Regions from separate parts of the Homo sapiens genome. Here region 2 is linked to region 1. Evidence: read pairs that join two places in POLR2A ChIA-PET (ENCODE). Cell type or tissue: OCI-LY7. All regions are shown on one strand. Links, peaks and the distances in the headings refer to the core of each region. The heading gives the core; the rest is flanking DNA. Region 1 overlaps EIF4E (eukaryotic translation initiation factor 4E). Region 2 has its middle 21 kb from the start of METAP1.

What was found. ChIA-PET counts read pairs that join two places held together with the same protein. Peaks named below come from ENCODE experiments on the same cell type or tissue, not always from the same donor. Only the 100,000 strongest peaks of a DNase experiment are listed, where the experiment ranks them.
Region 2: POLR2A ChIA-PET joins it to region 1 with 5 read pairs; 17 of 35 experiments call an interaction of 5 or more read pairs at or near these places.

The regions. Positions count from the first base shown.
Region 1 is chr4:98,919,845-98,922,773 of GRCh38, forward strand. All of the region lies in intron 1 of EIF4E (eukaryotic translation initiation factor 4E), which reads right to left. Among named protein-coding and RNA genes, the nearest start is that of EIF4E, 7.8 kb to the right of the region's middle. In OCI-LY7, for the core only: no CTCF peak of the experiment used is centred there; a DNase peak (open chromatin) is centred at 1,647; H3K4me3 peaks cover 861 bases; H3K27ac peaks cover 1,427 bases.
Region 2 is chr4:98,973,548-98,976,476 of GRCh38, forward strand. No RefSeq gene overlaps it. Among named protein-coding and RNA genes, the nearest start is that of METAP1, 21 kb to the right of the region's middle. In OCI-LY7, for the core only: no CTCF peak of the experiment used is centred there; no DNase peak of the experiment used is centred there.

The DNA.
Region 1 (2,929 bases), core at 326-2,825:
CACCATGCCCGGCCAGAATTTCTAGCTTCTGAGGCCATACTGCACAATTAGGTAGCCATTACCTACATGTGGTTAATTATTAATATTAAATAAAGTTTAAAATTTATTTCCTTGGTTGCACAAGCCACAATATCCAAATGCTCAATTACCATGTACAGCCAGTGGCTACTGTATTGGACAGTAAAAAATACCCTTTCCATTATCTCAGAAAGTTCTCCTGGACAGACTTTTTCTAGTAGAATCCTCAAAAAATTGTAATTGGGCAATTTGGAAAGGGGAATGAGGTGGTTGGGGAAGATAGGCAGGAGATAGGTTTTCCACATTAGACAGAACTTAGCCTGTGCCAGATAATGTCCTTAATATGACTCATGCTAATTCAATCCTTGTTGTACTTCAGTATAAATTGGTTTCCTTTGTAAACCTATGCATTTTATGTAATACATGTTAAAACATTCTTTTTTCTTTTTTTTTTTTGAGACGGAGTTTCACTCTTGTTGCCCAGGCTGGATGCAATGGCACCATCTCGGCTCACTGCAACCTCCACCTCCCAGGTTCAAGCAATTCTCTTGCCTCAGCCTTAGCTGGGACTACAGGCACCCATGAACACGCTCGGCTAATTTTTGTATTTTTAGTAAAGATAAGGTTTCACCATTTTGGCCAGGCTGGTCTCGAACTCCTGATCTCAGGTGATTCGCCCATCTCAGCCTCCCAAAGTGCTGGGATTACAAGCATGAACCACTGTGCCTGGCCTGCATTTTAAAACACTCTAAGATAGGGGCTATAGGCTTTACCAAATTGCTATTTTGGACCATGAGTATGTAACTAAGTCAAAGAAAAAAAACAAAAAATAAAGAAAAGCTAAATACCATGATGTATAAACCAACATCCAAAACAGATTTTACAATCCACAACATGGTAACAAAGTATACAAGTTCAAATGAAAAAAATTTAACCCTCCTAATCCCACCATCCATAAACCATCTGGCATATTCTTTCAGTTAGAATTTTACACTTATTTGTGTACCTACGCATCAGTATCAACCCTAACATACAAGTTTTACTGAAGGATGGACTTTAGTTTTGGTTGAATTTGTTCCTCTTTTTACACAAGATAGTAATAAAGCTTGACACTCAGGTTTGAGTTCTCTCTCACTTATGTTAATTATGAGTTCTATAAAAATAACTTGCCTTGCTAAAAATTAAAAAAAAATTTTATATTCAAGTGCTATTCCTTTTGCGGCACCAAAACTTTGTATGTAACACTTAAGGAACTATGTGACCGTGGTAGAAAGTTAAAAATCACTTGAAATATGAATTCCTCACCTATAAAGTATTCATTTATTCATCAGAAAAAGAACTATAAGAAAAAATATACATTTCACATATCAATTAAAATATCAAACTTTCTTGCCTTAGTTAATACTTCTGACCAGATTTTGTGCCAACATAGGCTTACTGCCCCATAAGAAGTTTCACGGCAATACTAATATGTTGACATATATATGTAGACATATATATCAAAATTAGTTACAATATTTTTTTCTGTGCTCTGCTCATTACAATGACAGTAATGGAGTGCAATGTCATCATCTCGGCTCACTGCAACCTCCACCTCCCAGGTTGAAGCAATTCTCTTGCTTCAGTCTCCCAAGTAGCTAGGACTACAGGCACCCGTGACCACGCTTGGCTAATTTTTGTATTTTTAGTAGAGATTACAATGACAGTAATGAGCAGAGCACAGAAAAAAATATTACAACTAATTTCTGTATAGCATTTTGTAGTAACAAGCTTAAAATACACCAAGAAACACGTATGTGTACATTTTAGCTTAAACTTTTTCAAAACAACTGTTTTACCCTTTGCCAGACTTATCACCAAAATTACTAAAAGTACTAAGGTAGTTAAGTCTAGAATAAATCCAAAATTCACAAACTTTTAAAAATGTACTAAAACTTTTTTCACTAGCAAAATATTTTAACTGGGAAATCATACGAACTAGCAAATGCCAGAAATCAAATTAGAAAGGGGGAGAAGGTTAAGTGTCCATCCACTTTCTTTAGAAATCCACAAAGTTCTCAATTAGTTACTAAAACACGATTGGTGTAATTGCTTGGTTTAGTCCTCAAGATTATATATTTTTGTTATCTAACATTGTAATATAACAGGGCCTAAAAATAAATGCCCACACGTTTTATTTTATAGCTGTAGCAAAACACATAGTAAGCTTATCAAAACACATCTCCCCTTCTGAAGTCACCCAAGCAAAGCACATTACATGCCTACTTGAAAGAGTGCAACGGTTAAGAATATACACTCTGCACTTTGGCTGCTTTAATTTAAACTCCACCCCACCACTTAATAGCTGTGTGATTTTGGAGCAAGTTAGTCACACAATGTTACTTCATCTGTACTGTTAAGAATTAAATGAGTTAGCCTGGCGCGGTGGCTCACGCCTGTAATCCCAGCACTTTGGGAGGCTGAGGTGGGCGGATCACGAGGTCAGGAGTTCGAGACCAGCCTGGCCAATATGGTGAAACCCCATCTCTACTATAAATACAAAAATTAGCCGGGCGTGGTGGCACGTGCCTGTAGTCCCAGCTACTCAGGAGGCTGAAGCAGGAGAATCACTTGAACCCAGGAGGCGGAGGTTGCAGTGAGCCGAGATCGCGCCACTGTACTCTAGCTGGGACAACAGTGAGACGCTGTCTCAAAAAAAAAAAAAAAAGAAATAAATGAGTTAATATATGTAAAGCATTCAGTGTGGTACTTAACATAGAATAAGTGCTATGTGTAGCAATTACAAATAACGATCTTTCTACATTAAAAATAGCTGTTACAAACAAGGTATGTTTATAAGGTTTTTTTAGTTAGTTGCTTACAACTATAAATCCATATCCTTAATTCCATATCCCTATAAATCCAATGCTGG
Region 2 (2,929 bases), core at 215-2,714, 54 kb after region 1:
GGTACAAAATGATGTTATGATTTATGAATATGATGTGGAAAACTTAAATCAAGTTAATATAGTTATCACTTCAAAAACTTACTATTTTTTGTGGTGAGAACATTTGAAATTTGCTCTCTTAGCAATTTTGAAATGTACAATACACTGTTACTAACTATGCTCACCACACTGTGCAATATATTTTTTTTAAAACCACCTTATTCCTCTTGTCTAACTGAGATTTGTAGCCCTTTGACCATCATCTACCCATGTCCCCCACCATCCAGCCTCTCACTACCATTCTACTCTCTACTTCTATGAGTTTGATTGTTTTAGATTTCACATCTAAGTGGGAACATACAGTATTTGTCTTTCTGTGCCAGACTTACTTCACTTAGCATAATGCTCTCTAATTCCATCTAAGTTGTTGAAAATAACTGAAAGCTGAATGGTATTCCACTGTGTGTATGTGCCACATTTTCTTCATTCATTCATTTGTTGGTGGACACTTAGGTTGATTCCATAATATTGCTGCTGTGAATAACACTGCAATGGCCATGGGAGTACAGATATTTCTTTGACACATTAATTTCAAAATTTTTGAGTAAACACTCAGAAGTAGGTTTACTGGATCATATGGAATTCTATTTTTAATTTTTGAGAAACCTCTATACAGTTTTCCATACTGGCTGCATTAATTTACACTCCCAACAACAGTTGTACAGGGTTGCCTTTTTTCCACATCCTTGCCAAGATTTATCTTTTGTCTTTTTGAGAATAGCCATTCTGACCGATGTGAGGTGATTTGTAGTTTTAATGTGCATTTCTCTAATGATTAGTGAAGTAGAACATTTTTTCACATATCTACTGGCCATTTGTATATCTTCTTTTTTTGAGAAATATCTATTCAAGGTCCTTGTCCCCACCAACTTTTTTTTGAGACAGGATCTTGCTTCTAGGCTGGAGTGCAGTGGCACCATCATAGTTCACTGTAGCATCAAACTCCTGGATTGAAGCAATTCTCCCTCATCCTCCAGAGTAGCTAGGACTACAGATATGAACCACTGTGCCTGACCTTTTTGTGTTTTTTTTTTTTCCTTTGAGATGGAGTCTCGCTCTGTTGCCCAGGCTGGAGTGCAGTGGCGAGATCTAGGCTCACTGCAAGCTCCACCTCCCGGGTTCATGCCATTCTCCTGCCTCAGCCTCCCGAGTAGCTGGGACTACAGGTGCCCGCCACCATGCCCGGCTAATTTTTTGTATTTTTAGTAGAGACAGGGTTTCACCGTGTTAGCCAGGATGGTCTCGATCTCCTGACCTCGTGATCCACCCGCCTTGGCCTCCCAAAGTGCTGGGATTACAGGTGTGAGCCACCGCGCCCGGCCCTTTTTGTCTATTTTTAAATTGAATTTTTTTTGTTTTCTTGCTATTGAGTGGTTTGAGTTCCTTATATATTTTGAATATTAACTCCTTTAGGATGTAGGGCTTTGGCTTACAAATGTTTTCTCCCAATCTGTAGGTTGAGTCTTCACACTGTTAATTGTTTCTTTTGCTGTGCAGAAGCTTTTTAGTTTGATGACATCACATTTGTCTACTTTTGTTTTTGCTTCATGTGCTTTGGGGACCAAGTGAAAAAAAAAAATCATGGCCAGAAAAATGTTATACAGTTTCTCTTCTATGTTTTCTTTCAGTAGTTTTACAGTTTCTGGCCTTTAACCCATTTGGGTTGATTTTGTATACAGTGTGAGATAAGGGTCCATTTTCATTCTTCTGCATGTAGAGATCCAGTTTTCTCAGCACAATTTCTTGAAGAGACTATCCTTTTCCCATTGTGCATTTTTGGCAGTTTTGTTGAAAATCAATTGACTGTACATGTATGAGTTCATTTCTGGGATCTCTGTTCTGGTCCATTGATGAATGTATCTATTTTTTTTTTATTCCCAGTACTATAGTGTTTGGGTTACAATTTATATATAGTATATTTTGAAGTCAGATTACTGTGGTGCCTCCAGCTTTGTTCTTTTTACTCATCATTGGTTTGGCTATTTTTTTTTTGTTTTTTTTTTTTTAATAGTTTCATATGAATTTTAGGATTATATTTTCTAAAATGACATTGGAATTTTGATAAAGATTGCATTAAATCTGTAGATTGATTTGAGTAATATGGACATTTTAACAATATTAATTCTTCTAATCCATGAACATAGAGTATTTTTCTATTTATTTGTGCCTTCTTAAATTTCTTTCCTCAACTTTTTTTTTTTCATGAAAATCAAACTATCTTGTGCACCCAAAGACATTATCAAGAAAGTAAAAGGCAACTCACAGCGTGGGAGAAAATATTTACAAATCATATAGCTGATAAGAGATTAATATCCAGAAAATACAGTAAATTCCTAAAACTCAACGCTAACAACAACAACAAAAACAACATATTTAATACCACTTAACTATTTAAAAATGGTTGAAGTAGTGAATTTTATAATTTTACCATGATAAAAAAATTGGAAAAAAATTTATAGGCTATCCAAGGTTTCAACTACATTCTCAACACTTATACCACTGTATCCACTGTATCCCTTTCCCAGCCGAAGCGTGTGTTTAAAAAAAAAAAAAAAAAAAGAAAACCCAGGATGAAAACACTAAAGAATACTGCAACTTCTTTAATGAGTTAACATATTTAAAGTCTCTCATACATAGTAAGCGTTCATAAAATGTTAGTTATTATTCTATAGATGCTAATTTTTTAGGAACAGGTAGAGGCATTTTTTCAAATTATTTTATTTATTTATTTTTTTGAGATGGAGTCTCGCTTTATCACCCAGGCTGGAGTGCAGTGATGTCATCCTGGCTCAGTACAACCTCCGCCTCCTGGGTTCATGCAATTCTTCTGCCTCAGCCTCCCAAGTAGCTGGGATTACAGGCATGAGCCACCACGCTCTGCTAATTGTTG